Linked DNA regions of Homo sapiens: region 2 is linked to region 1. The links are chromatin loops, found by intact Hi-C in ENCODE. Cell type or tissue: heart left ventricle. All regions are shown on one strand. Links, peaks and the distances in the headings refer to the core of each region. The heading gives the core; the rest is flanking DNA.

Region 1 (5,895 bases), core at 532-5,531:
ATGCTACATCATGGGTGAGAATATTCGCAACCATACTAGAGGCATAAATTTGGAGGAGTATGCAAACAGGGTGTAGAGACTCCTGCAGAGAAGTAGAGTTATATCAGGTCTCTGTATCCTCATGTGGTGTGATTGGAAGCTAATATGAAAGCAATCTTGCTAATAAGAAGTAGAATCACCCAAGGGGGCAAAGAAATAATAGAGATGAGGAAACTCGTTAAAATAATGGAAGCTAAGATGGAAAGCTGCTAGTTTTCTTCTGCTTCATGAGCATATGGTTGATCTTAAGGCCACCCGCCTTCCTGGCACCCCTTCTTCATTGTGGAAATGGCAAACTGTGCCAGGCATTTATATTTGCTCCTCCAGATTCAACTGTATCCCTTTCTACCTTTTCCGTTAGCCACCTGGGGAGGCTGAGCTGTATTGACTACTATGAGAGGCTCTTCCCTCTGGCTTCTGGTGGGGTTTTCAGTGAAGTGCCTCAGCAGAAAATGAGAGGTAGGGAGGAGAGTGGGACTCTCTAACTGTGAAGCTAGCTCTATGTCAGTAGACTGAAAGTTATTGCTCTACTCAAGGTGGCCTTTTCTACATGATGCTCCACTGTCAGGTTGTATTATACACTTTTCCATTGTTCTCTTTGGTCTAAAGATAGTAATAGCTCTGTGGTTGCTAACCCCAGGTTAACTACATTTGTGTGTGTGTGTGTGTGTTTTCCTAGAATCTGCTGACTTGTTTATAAATTTGAAACCATCCTTATGACATCAGTTTTCTGTTTGGACCCTACTGAAACAGGAACCCAATGTTACATGTCAGAGTCCAAAAGGAGAGGAGGCATCATTTTCTCAGTGAGCAAAGTTTTATTTTATCAGTATGACAAGCTCGTTATTGTCTTGGAACCCTCTGACGTTCTATTCTTTCTGCTCAAGACTCTGTTCCCATGATTTGTTTGTCTAGCTAATTCCTGGTCATTTTAGAATTTTTACTTCAAAAGCCACTTTCTCATAGATGCCTTGAGTGGCTCCTCCCAACTAAACCAGTTTCCTATTATAATTTCTCATAATATGCTGTTTCCTTTATTGTACTCATCCATATTATAAGTAAATTTTTATACATTATCCTTGGGTTATCTACCACGCTTGACTCTAATCTCTGGGAGGACTCTGACAAAACCTTCCTTTTGCAGATGCTTACTCAAATTTTGTTTAATAAGTGAATGAATAAAATACAGGTGTCGTAGAAAAGTTCACTAAGTTGGCTTTTTTCCCCTGGGAAAACTTATGAATATATATAAACTATATATATCAACATGCTATTTTCAGTGCTTCCATAAACCCACATCTTTTCATTTGACCAATTACACTAATGCTCACATGGACGTAAATGTCTCAGGTTAAAGGTAATTAACTTATTTGTCTCAAAGATGCTTGTTTGTTTTATGAGACATTTGCTATAAGAGAGAAGGCAAAAACCTATTGTCGAATAAACTGTCAATAGTTTATAAAGCAATAATAAACCATATTAAAGAACAATTGCATGGCAATTAAAGACTGATGCTGGCTTGAACTCTGAATAGGCATTTGCATTTTCCCAACAAATGGAAAAAAGGTCAATGGGATCCATCCTTCCCATTTTCTTCTCTCCAAAGTGTTTCTAATCAGAGTTATTAGCAGACATCTATTTATATTAAAAGGCATTCCTGTACAGAATCAAAGTGCTATACATTTTTATGAGGCAAACTTGCCAAGATTGCCATTTTTTATTTGCTGCAATGAAAGCAACTTCTAGAAATTCTCTTTCTAGATATTTTGTAACATTTCCTAAATTGGTAGCGTAGATTAGAAGGAAAACAAATTAATCAGTCCAAATATTTGAAGGTAGAATGAATACTGAGGACTCCTTTAGGTAATGCCCCATTTTTAAAATTCCAATTCCTCATAATGTGAATTTTGATTTCTTTATAGTCGAAGACTTGGAGGATAGTTAAGATTCCCCCACAGATCTGTAAAAGATATCAGTCTTCCTTTTGTTTGCATTTCTCATTTTATCAGTTCACAGTCCCCACCTTGCTTTAGTTTTTCCCTGCATGGAGCAGAATGCCCAGGTCTCAAGGACTCATCTGGTTCTCTTCTTGACGGGCTGCAGTCAATGCAGTTTCCCTCTTGCTAGCTGCCACCCCAGGCTGAGAAATTATGCAGCTAACTACGCTTCTCCAAGTCATCACACGCCTAGAGACATCTTTCTGCATTGTACCAAATGTCACTGTAAAGAAAAAGAAAATCAGAATCTTCCTGCATTTCTGTATGGGCTGGTGTTCCTCCTTTATGAGTAATTTCAGGGATCAAGAGAATATTATAGGCCCTATTTAAAAACAATTTCCCTGTATGGGGTAGCACACAGCACAATGTTAATCATTTATATTTCAATGTGAATAAGACTGCCAGATGCATTTTGAAAGCAGATTTTTATAAGGAGTGACTTGGTGTTGGGGGGGGTGGTGCAGAGAAAACATGAGGCCTATGTGAAGCCCACAGCAGCAGAAAGGAGACATGGGGGTTCTCAACCTATTGTCTACTGTCCCCTAGATACATCCCTTACTTCAGTCTAATTTCAACGAACATTATTCTATTTTGTCAAGTACTGAATGTGTTCCAAATAAAATAATATGCCATGAATTTTCTCTATCTATGACCATGCCAGAGAAGCAGTTACCTCATTATTAACGACCTTTCAATCTTTCAATGTGTATATATATATATGCACAAGTTTTAGACTTGCCATTATTCATATACAGGTATATTATATATATAATATATATGTATATTTTCCTTAATATGAGTTAAAATAGTATGTGGATTCAGCATTATACAAGGCAGTAGGATGTATAGCCCTGTAAGAACACAATAATATGTGTGACTTTGTACCATTACCTTTCAGGAAATGCATGAGTAACATTTACGTAGCACTTCAAAATTTGTACCTCCATCTAGTGGTAACTGATAGAAACAACATATTTTTAAACCATTTGATTTTGGAGGCACTGGGAGAAGAAAAATGGAAAAAGCTCTTGGTCAACCAGCACCTGTTATGAATTCAGTAACATTTTGATATTGAATAGAAAACACACAGTGAAGGTAAACATGTGGTAGGCAAAGGGAAGCAAAGGAATTTAACACAATGAATGGCTGCATAGGCTAAATTTATTCAGGATGGTTAAGCCAGGATTTCTAGCAGTGCTTATATTGGGAAGATCACATAGGATGAAACGATGGCTGGTTTATTTTGAACATGAAGAGGAGGGTCAGGGAATTACTCCCATGTGATCTTCTTGCTGAGAACATCACCTAATGGCCAGCCTTCTCCATGACTTCCCAGAGTCAGTGTCCTTGATGGCAAATAATGTTTCAGATAGGTAATTTGGGGACATGAAAGAATCTGTTGGTTTCCTTAAGTGTCTCATTTTAAATCCTAGTGAGTTGGAATCTCAATAAAATTATATCTCAAATTGATATAGAAGAAAAGGATATCTGCTTATAGACTCTGAGGCTGCCAAGGAGTAACTCTTAGTTAAGAGAGCAATGTGTTAAAAATGTGTAAGTTTTCCGTCATCAATTTTCCCAGAGGTCTTTTCACATGAATTCTTCCAAGGATAAGGTAGAACAAGTTTTTGAGATAGACAATCTGGGTTTATTTTTTAACATAAAAAAGACAAAATTTTCTTTATTTTATCTTGTTTTATGTGATACAAGAAAGGATTGCTTAGCTTGATTACATTTCATATAACTTCCTTTCCACTATGGATTGGAAAAACTAGTAGCTCTAATAAACTTGACAACCAAAACATTTATAGTCACATGATTTATACAAAGTTCATGCTGTTTGACATTGCAGATGCCACCACTGCTCGAAGCCGCATGTCATCAGCTATGGTCAATCCCACCATGCTTGTACATTGTGGCCTTATGGTAAACCTTTAGTCTGTGTCTCTTCAAGCTGTTTTCAAAGTTTCAAAGAAAGCAGAAAACTTTTGTGCTCTGAGCACTGGAGAGGAAAGCTTTGCTTGTAAGGGTTCCTGCTTTCACAGAATTATTATAGGATTTGTCTGCCAGGGTGGATATTTCAAACACCCTAATGACACTGGCAGCAAGTCACTCTACCACGGGAAATCTGATGGTGAGAACTTCATCCTGAGCATGCAGGTCCTGGAATCTTGTCCATGGAGAATACCAGACCCAACACAAACAGTGCCTAGTTTTTCACTGCATTGCCAAGACTGAGTGGTTGGATAGCAATCATGTGGTCTTTGGCAAGGTAAAAGAGCATGAATATCATGGAAGCCATGGAGTGCTTTGGGTTCAGGAATGACAAGACCAGCAAGATTACCATTGCTGACTGTGGAAAACTCTAATAAAGTTGACTTGTGTTTTATCTTAACCACTGGGCCATACCTTCTGTAGCTCAAGAGAGCACCCCTCCACCCCATAGGCTGGCAATATCCTGTATCTTTGTGCTTTTGCTGCAATTCTTTGGGTTCCATATTTTCCTTATTCCCCTTCACATCTTGCTGGATTGCAGAGTTAAGTCTATAATTATGAAATAATAACTAAATAACCAAAATTGAAAAAAATAAAGCTCGTGCTGTTTAGTGTGAATTGCCTCATTGTTGTAAAACTCTTAAGAGTCACTTGTAAGTGCTGTTTCTTAGGCATTGCCTGCACTGGCAGAATACAATCACCTGGAAAACCCGTTGCCCAAAGAACTTACCTCTCATTCCATGGACAATTAGTAAGATTTTTATATTTTAATTTTATGTTTGAATTCATGACTTGCACCATAAGTATTTTGTTTCTTGACTTGATCTTGCTTATTTGGTCACTCACAATACAATGGTGATAATGACAATACCTCAACTTTCTTTTGAATATTTATTTATTCACTCATTTATTTTGATTTTATTTTAAAAATTCCTTCTGATTTAAATGGCTTTTGGATCAAGCACATGCTTTTTTTCTGTCTATTTATGCATTTTTTTAACAAATGCTTATTCATCATGTTCAGTATCTTGTCTGGAGTTATTTTATGGGCGAGAGGCACTCTGTGTGTGTTGTTGCCTCAAAAATATCTATACCAAATGTGAAAGGTGTAATAACCCCTGTCATAATGTTTAGCTTTGAGGACTTCTTACCTTTCTTTTAGTTTTCGAAAGATTCCTGCAAATGGTTAGACTGTTTGCAGTCATAACTTACCTTCCCTGCAGGATTCTGCCAGCTATAGAAGCAGCACCTTCCTGCCGGCTCTTACCTGCCCAATTCTGTCCCTCTGAGGGAAGATCCCACCGTCTGTGGGAAAACACACTGATAAGCCTGAGTGATAGCCCAGGGCAGTTGTTTGTGGGGTCTATAAAAGAGCTTAGGCACTTAGGCTAGGTTGTTCACATTGTATCTGAGAGGCCACCTGCAATGTTGGGCAGAGCCTGGGTAGAAAAAAAAGTGGGTGAGCTGCAGGCTATTGGCCAGAGGCGAGTCAACCACTTCCAGTGCTGTCAAGCTGAGAATCTTATGAAGACAGGAGGATAGAACATATTTTATTTGGCAGTCTAGTAGTTCTACTTATAAATGTTAATTATTTAGATGTATGTTACCTTGATTTCATTTTTTCTCTTGCCCCAGTCCCACAAAGTTTAGTATGTTTCTGATAGTGTCTTTCCAAGTGCTACCTCTGCTCTGCCCCCGCTCTGCTGGGTCCCACTGTCTCTTACCTGCTTCCTGGGTCCCACTGTTGCTCTCCCCAGTGGCTCTGTAGCTACTTCACCAGGCATCAGGCCTTTTATTTCTCTGCCTCTTTGTGGGTACTAGAACCCTCCTAGTAGAGAGGTACACTTGGCTCCAGGTTTGTCTT
Region 2 (5,895 bases), core at 489-5,488, 430 kb before region 1:
GTTACAATTTATGATGCATTAGGGCCCTTTGTATAATCAGTATGTACCATGTATGCTGCCCATAATACAGGTTTTGAAGAATAACTTTACTATTTTACATGATTATAAAGATTTATGATGATTTTATTTTTGCTTTTATGACATTATAGACCATATCTGTGATACCTATAATACCAAATCCTTGGTCAGAAACAAACACCCAATTACAGTACAGTCCCAGTAGGAAGACATGATTGGTTTTTGAACATCTACTTTATAAAATGATTTTTAAGGATTTTAACTTGGCAAAAAGGAAATACTTTCTGTGCAGCACTTTCATTTTAACATTCGTTTATTTGGTAGTTATTCAGCACCTATTATGTACTAAGTAAATTGATCTCTAATTTTGCAAATCTGACTATTTATAAGTCTTAAAACTGATTTGATATATTTGTAGTTTTATATATCAAGGATAGACTTGTTAGTCTGTAATCCTGACATACAAAAGCAGGATAACTAAGTTTGTAGAGAGCACTTTATGCTTTTAAAAATGCTTCTATATGCATTGTCTTATTTAATTCTCACATTGGTTAGGTCTTAACATGCTCATTTTATGGAAGGATAGATGATGCATTAGATGAACTTGTTGCCATTTGCATCCTGAAAGTCTTTTATTATGTTTATAGATGAGGAATTATATTGTCCTGAACATTCATGGCTGTTACTCTTTGTACAATCCAGTTGGCGACTAGTCATGTTCTTTTTTGTTGTAACTCTGTCTTCTATTTTTATCTTAACAGTCTTTATGTAAGACTTTAAGTAATATTTATATTTTTATACATTTCAGTTTTATTTTCCCAACTAGCCTGCAAATCTCATGTGTGCTATATCTCTTCATAATTATAAAGCAGTATTAACTATTTTTTATAGTCCTTATAGTACCTGGCACATTGTAGGCCTTCAGTAAAGGTAATTGAATCTGAAGTGGGAATAAGGAGAACTGATACCTTGATTTGCATCCTACCTTCATTTGTTTCATTCTCTGGGCAGTATTTTTGATTTTAGGCCAGTCAAGCTTGGGGCTTCCCTCTCTTTTTCCAGGCTCTTGCTTTAAGCCATGTCATTGCACAGCAGACCATGGTGCAACAAAGAGGATTTGGAGCCCTGTATACTCAGTTTTGCCAAACGTTTACTGCTCTAATAAATCATCTATTGGCTAAGCTAACTTTGGGGAATTGCCTATGGACTTTACTTCTATTTGCCAGCCCCATCTGGTTGCCATGGATACTTGCTGTGGCAGAAGGTTGTCCTACAGGCACTGGAACATGATGTTGCCTGTGGCAACAAATAGCTCAGTGGGCAGCAGAAGGAACAGGGGTGGGACAGGAGTACCAGGTACTCACAGGGAGGGCAGGGACTTTGGTTGGACTCAGCAGAAGCTATAAGAGGCATTCTAGTCAGATAGTCAGGGCTGGGCCTGGCCTGTTCAGGGAGCATGTGATACCAGGAGATAGTGTTGTTGTAAGCAGGTAATAAGCATTGAGGAGGTCCATTAAGGGCAACAGGTGAAGTTTTGGCTGGTGATCAGCCATGTTGTCAGGGGGATTCTGGAAGCAGGTAATCTGCAGAGATCAGGTGAGCTAGGAGTTGAGATTGGATCTAGTATGAAGCAGAAAAGACCAGGGACGGGAATCAAGGGCAGTCTTGAATGAGCTCGGGCACTTAGCCATAGTGGGAGGGTGGAAGCAGAGCCTCAGGATTGTCAGGAGAGAAGGCAGGGCTAAGGCATAGCTGCCGAGCAGAATTGAACCTGTGGTCAGAGCTGGGGTCAGATGTGTGATGGTATAGAAGAGATAGTACTGACCTAGAGTAGAAAATTTTGACTTCTGATCCCTGCTCTTCCACATACTAAGCCTGCAATCTTTAGGAAGTTTTTTTTTCTTTTTGCTTCTCTAGGCCTCAGTTTCCTCATCTGTGGAATGAGAAGGGTGGGTTGATGTGTATTTTGCAACGTATGACTTGTGTAGAGTTTTCCTTTCCAAAAAGCATTTTGTGTTAAAATAGTTTTGGAAGTGCTGCATAGTGTATGTTCCCCCATCATTGCCAAGATTTATAATGCTCATTATTATCTTAAAATAGCCAGTGATGCACTATGATTTTATTTAGTCTAGCAATTCTGAAACTGATTGACCATGGAATATTTCTTCCCCCAGTTTGTTGATTTGGTGAGGGATTCTGGAATTGGAAGGGATATAGCTTGGAAAAGACTGGACTCACTGATTTCTCAGATGCCTGCCATTTGAGCATACCCATGCATTTATGAGGCTGTCCAGTTGGGTGGCCACAGAAGGTTCCTTCCCTTCCCACAACTTTAACTTGGTATTTCCTTCTCCTTTTCCTCTTGAGAGTTATAGTATAGACGCTACTGCTGTTTGGAGTTTCCTGTCTCCCAGCACTGGAGCACTTGGTCCCTGGTTCCCAGATCATCACTTAGAGGAAAGGGTGTGGATAGAGACTGTAATTGTTCCTCCTTCCCTTCCCAGAGCCTGGTGTTGGTCTTAAAGTCAGCCTCCCCACATCTGCTTCTATTGCCTTACTAGAAGAACTTCTCTTTCTCCCATCCCCCTTTGCTTCATCTGTCACAGGCTTCTGGAAAACTAACCTCCACACAGAGCATTATTTTCGCCACTGGGAATGTGTTTTCCTCTTTCAAAACAACTCATTTACAAATAAACTTTTGGAATTCTGCCCATCCCATTCCACCTCCCATGAGATTGACTGAGGTAATTCCTTACATACAATCTGTTTAAACATTTTGTTATCAAGAGTAGGAAAAAATACTAATTGTTTTGCCAGCCTGCATTTTGGATAAATAACTAAAGAACAGCTCACTTTTTCTCCCCCTCCCAGCGGCCTTTTGGGAATGGGAAGATTTTATAAAATAAACTTGGTGCAAATAAAAGTGACTTTTTTAGTGGTTGAATCAAGTTATGGTAATAATTTTGAGACTGAAAATATTTACTCATATAGCAAATACTTATGCAGTTTTTACCATGAGAGTAATATTGTGCCAGACACTGTGGGATATCAACCAAATGCCCTCAAGTAATGCATGTAACTGAGTAGGTAAGACCACCATATGGAATCAATTAGAATGGGATTCAGTGTTAATCTGTATGCTATTCCATTGAGTTAAGGGAAAGTATGGTATGAATTCAGAGATGGGACTGACCCTTACAGGCTGATTTAGTCAGTGGGGGCTCTGCCAAAATAGAAGGCTATAAGGGCCAGCTCTTGAAAGATAGGTGGGATTTGTAAATTTTGCAAAGGGGTAGTGTTTAGATGGATGAATGCACACAAGCAACTCAAACCTTCTCAAATAAAATATATTTGAGACTCTGCTGTGTGCTAGGCAGTGTATTTCATATTATGGATAACAGTGAGAATTCCCTCTTTGAGGCAGGCAGTAGGTGTATAGGACCTGTGAGAATGAATGTATGTAACTAGAATAACTGAGGGAGCAACTAATCCCAACTTCCCTCCTTAGTTTGAAGTCAGAATTTTCCCAGCTTGGTGAAATTCTGTAGGCCAGCTACACTAGGGGGTCAGCTTGGTGTTGGGACACCTGGATTCAGACGGAATGTTGGCAAGGAACATAGTGTCAAGGTTATCCCTGAGACATATTTGTCAAAATAACTTAAGAGATTTGGGTTAGTTAACAGCTGAGATTATACATTTCAAATACAGTGTTGGCAGTTTTCATGTGGAATCATCCTAAGAACTGCTCCAGCGTCAAATTTGGTTTGGACAGCTTTTAACCATTAATCTCTGGCAGGACACAGTTGGCTTATATAATTCTCCTATAAGCTATTCTTGCATATTAGTGGAAAACTGATTTATATCTTTTTTGGATTTTTTTTCTCGTATATATTTAGACAAAACCTCAGAATGTTCTGTTTTATACTGGGTCTGAGGACCCACACAAAGGAACTTTGTTTCTGTTGAGTGCATAGGAAGATCAGCCCAGTGACTTACCTGAATTTTATTTTTAACTTTGTTATTTACAAAATTGACAGGTTATTTTTGAAGCTCAGTGGTCAATTCTTTTGAAGCCATTGAAGTGGTTTACTGGTGTAGATATGATCTTAGTACTCGAAAAAACTCACTTCACTTAGCTAGATCCCATCTGCCCTATCAGTTGAATAGAGACAATAACTATTGTAAGGATAAAGCAAAAAGTGTTGAGAAATTTTTTAGTAAGGGGATGTTCTGTGAAGTATACTCTTAAGGATTTTTATTTTTGTACAGACACATAGTTGACTGCCCATAAATGTTTGCTGAATAAATGTGTGACTGAAGATTCCCACTTCTGTTTCAGGCAGTTATTCACAAAATGGCAAAATGTCACTTTTTTATGGTAAGCAGGCATCATTGACATTTATTAAATTGAAAGTATTAACAATAGTTGCCACAGAGATTTTTAAAAAATGTCTTTTTCTTTTTGTATGTCTTATCGTACATGGCTAGAAAAACATCCCTAAACCAGAGTTACGATTTTTCTTCTATTTTCTGTTAAAGTGGACTTTCTATTCAGACGGCAAATTTTAGCTTCAAATATTGGGAAATTAACTAAGGTTATCTCATGTTATAAGAGATGTACCTGTAAATGGAAGATGGCAAAGTGGAAGATTTTTCTTATCATTAAATGCCTGTATTTCTCATAGCCAAGTCAATTCAGCTAAGACTTGAAGGCACCAATTATTTCAGATTTTTCTTTCAAGCAGCAAACTTTAATGAAAATATGTAGTTACTCTGATTTCCTTCCTATCAATTTAAGCAATTTATCTGTAAATATATTTTCCACAAAATAAATTCCAAGTTAATTGGAGATTTACTTTCCATATTAAGGAACACGCTCACCCTTGTATGGAGTGATCCAAAAGTCTACACTGGCATTGCCAGTATAGCATTTCTCTGAGATCTTCTCTCCAAATGAAACATTATGCCATTTTTCATAAATATTAATGTATGAACTAAGGCTGTCTCTCCTGTCTTGCAAAGCTAAGTGGAAAATTAAACACTTAACCAGGCAACTCAGTTCATCTGTCCCCAGACTCTTCTTTTTCCTCATTAAGAGGAAATTTCACGTGAAATATTGGAATTGTATTCATAATTGGAAATTAGTTTTTCAGGAAGGACTGAAAAAGGGTGCTTATTTCAAAGCTCCCCTGCAGATTATTTTGATTGATGCCCTTGAACAATTCTTTGGAGTTTAAACTTTTAGAAGTCTCCATTTTGGTTTGGAAAAAGGAATGAAAATGATTTTTTAAACTCTAAGTTGTTCACAGATCTGCTTGCCTGTAGCTATGTAATCTCCAGTTCCCATTTTCTCTATCCACACCACCTCCATTCTCAAGTAGGAGCCTTTATGTATGAAGTTGGGGGATTACCTATGATCGCTTCACTCTCTCCTTGACTAACCAGATTACCACAGAGTATCCAAAATCCAATCCATCTTCTTTATTCTTGTAGTAAAGGCTGATGTCTGCTATGCATTTCATCTACTCAAACACCTTCTTTTAGCATTTTTGTGTAGTCAGTCCAAGATGTTAAAGCCAATATAATTTGTCTTATCTGTGCCTATCAATACATCACTTCCTACAGAGACTTAATAGAATTTTAGAGCGAGAAGGAATCACATGACCTTGATCACTCAGCTGGTTTGAGACATATATAAGACTTAATGCTTAATATTCTTCTTTCTTATTGTGTTCTCTATTTAAAAAATACTTTGCTGTCCTTCCATCGATGGCCTGTGACACTCTGCGTGACTTTTCTCTGCTTGTTTCATAGGCTAGACCCTAATGAGGAAGGCTGTTTTTCAGTTCCTTCATCGTGCTAAGCTCATCCACACTG

What was found. Peaks named below come from ENCODE experiments on the same cell type or tissue, not always from the same donor. Only the 100,000 strongest peaks of a DNase experiment are listed, where the experiment ranks them.
Region 2: a loop joins it to region 1, with 2.8 times the contacts of the local background. A loop is called at or near these places in 1 of 110 quality-filtered maps.

The regions. Positions count from the first base shown.
Region 1 is chr2:56,746,377-56,752,271 of GRCh38, forward strand. It overlaps the pseudogene PPIAP63. Among named protein-coding and RNA genes, the nearest start is that of CCDC85A, 570 kb to the left of the region's middle. In heart left ventricle, for the core only: a CTCF peak has its summit at 2,977 (motif pointing left); no DNase peak of the experiment used is centred there.
Region 2 is chr2:56,312,446-56,318,340 of GRCh38, forward strand. All of the region lies in intron 2 of CCDC85A (coiled-coil domain containing 85A), which reads left to right. Among named protein-coding and RNA genes, the nearest start is that of CCDC85A, 130 kb to the left of the region's middle. In heart left ventricle, for the core only: no CTCF peak of the experiment used is centred there; no DNase peak of the experiment used is centred there; H3K27ac peaks cover 3,215 bases.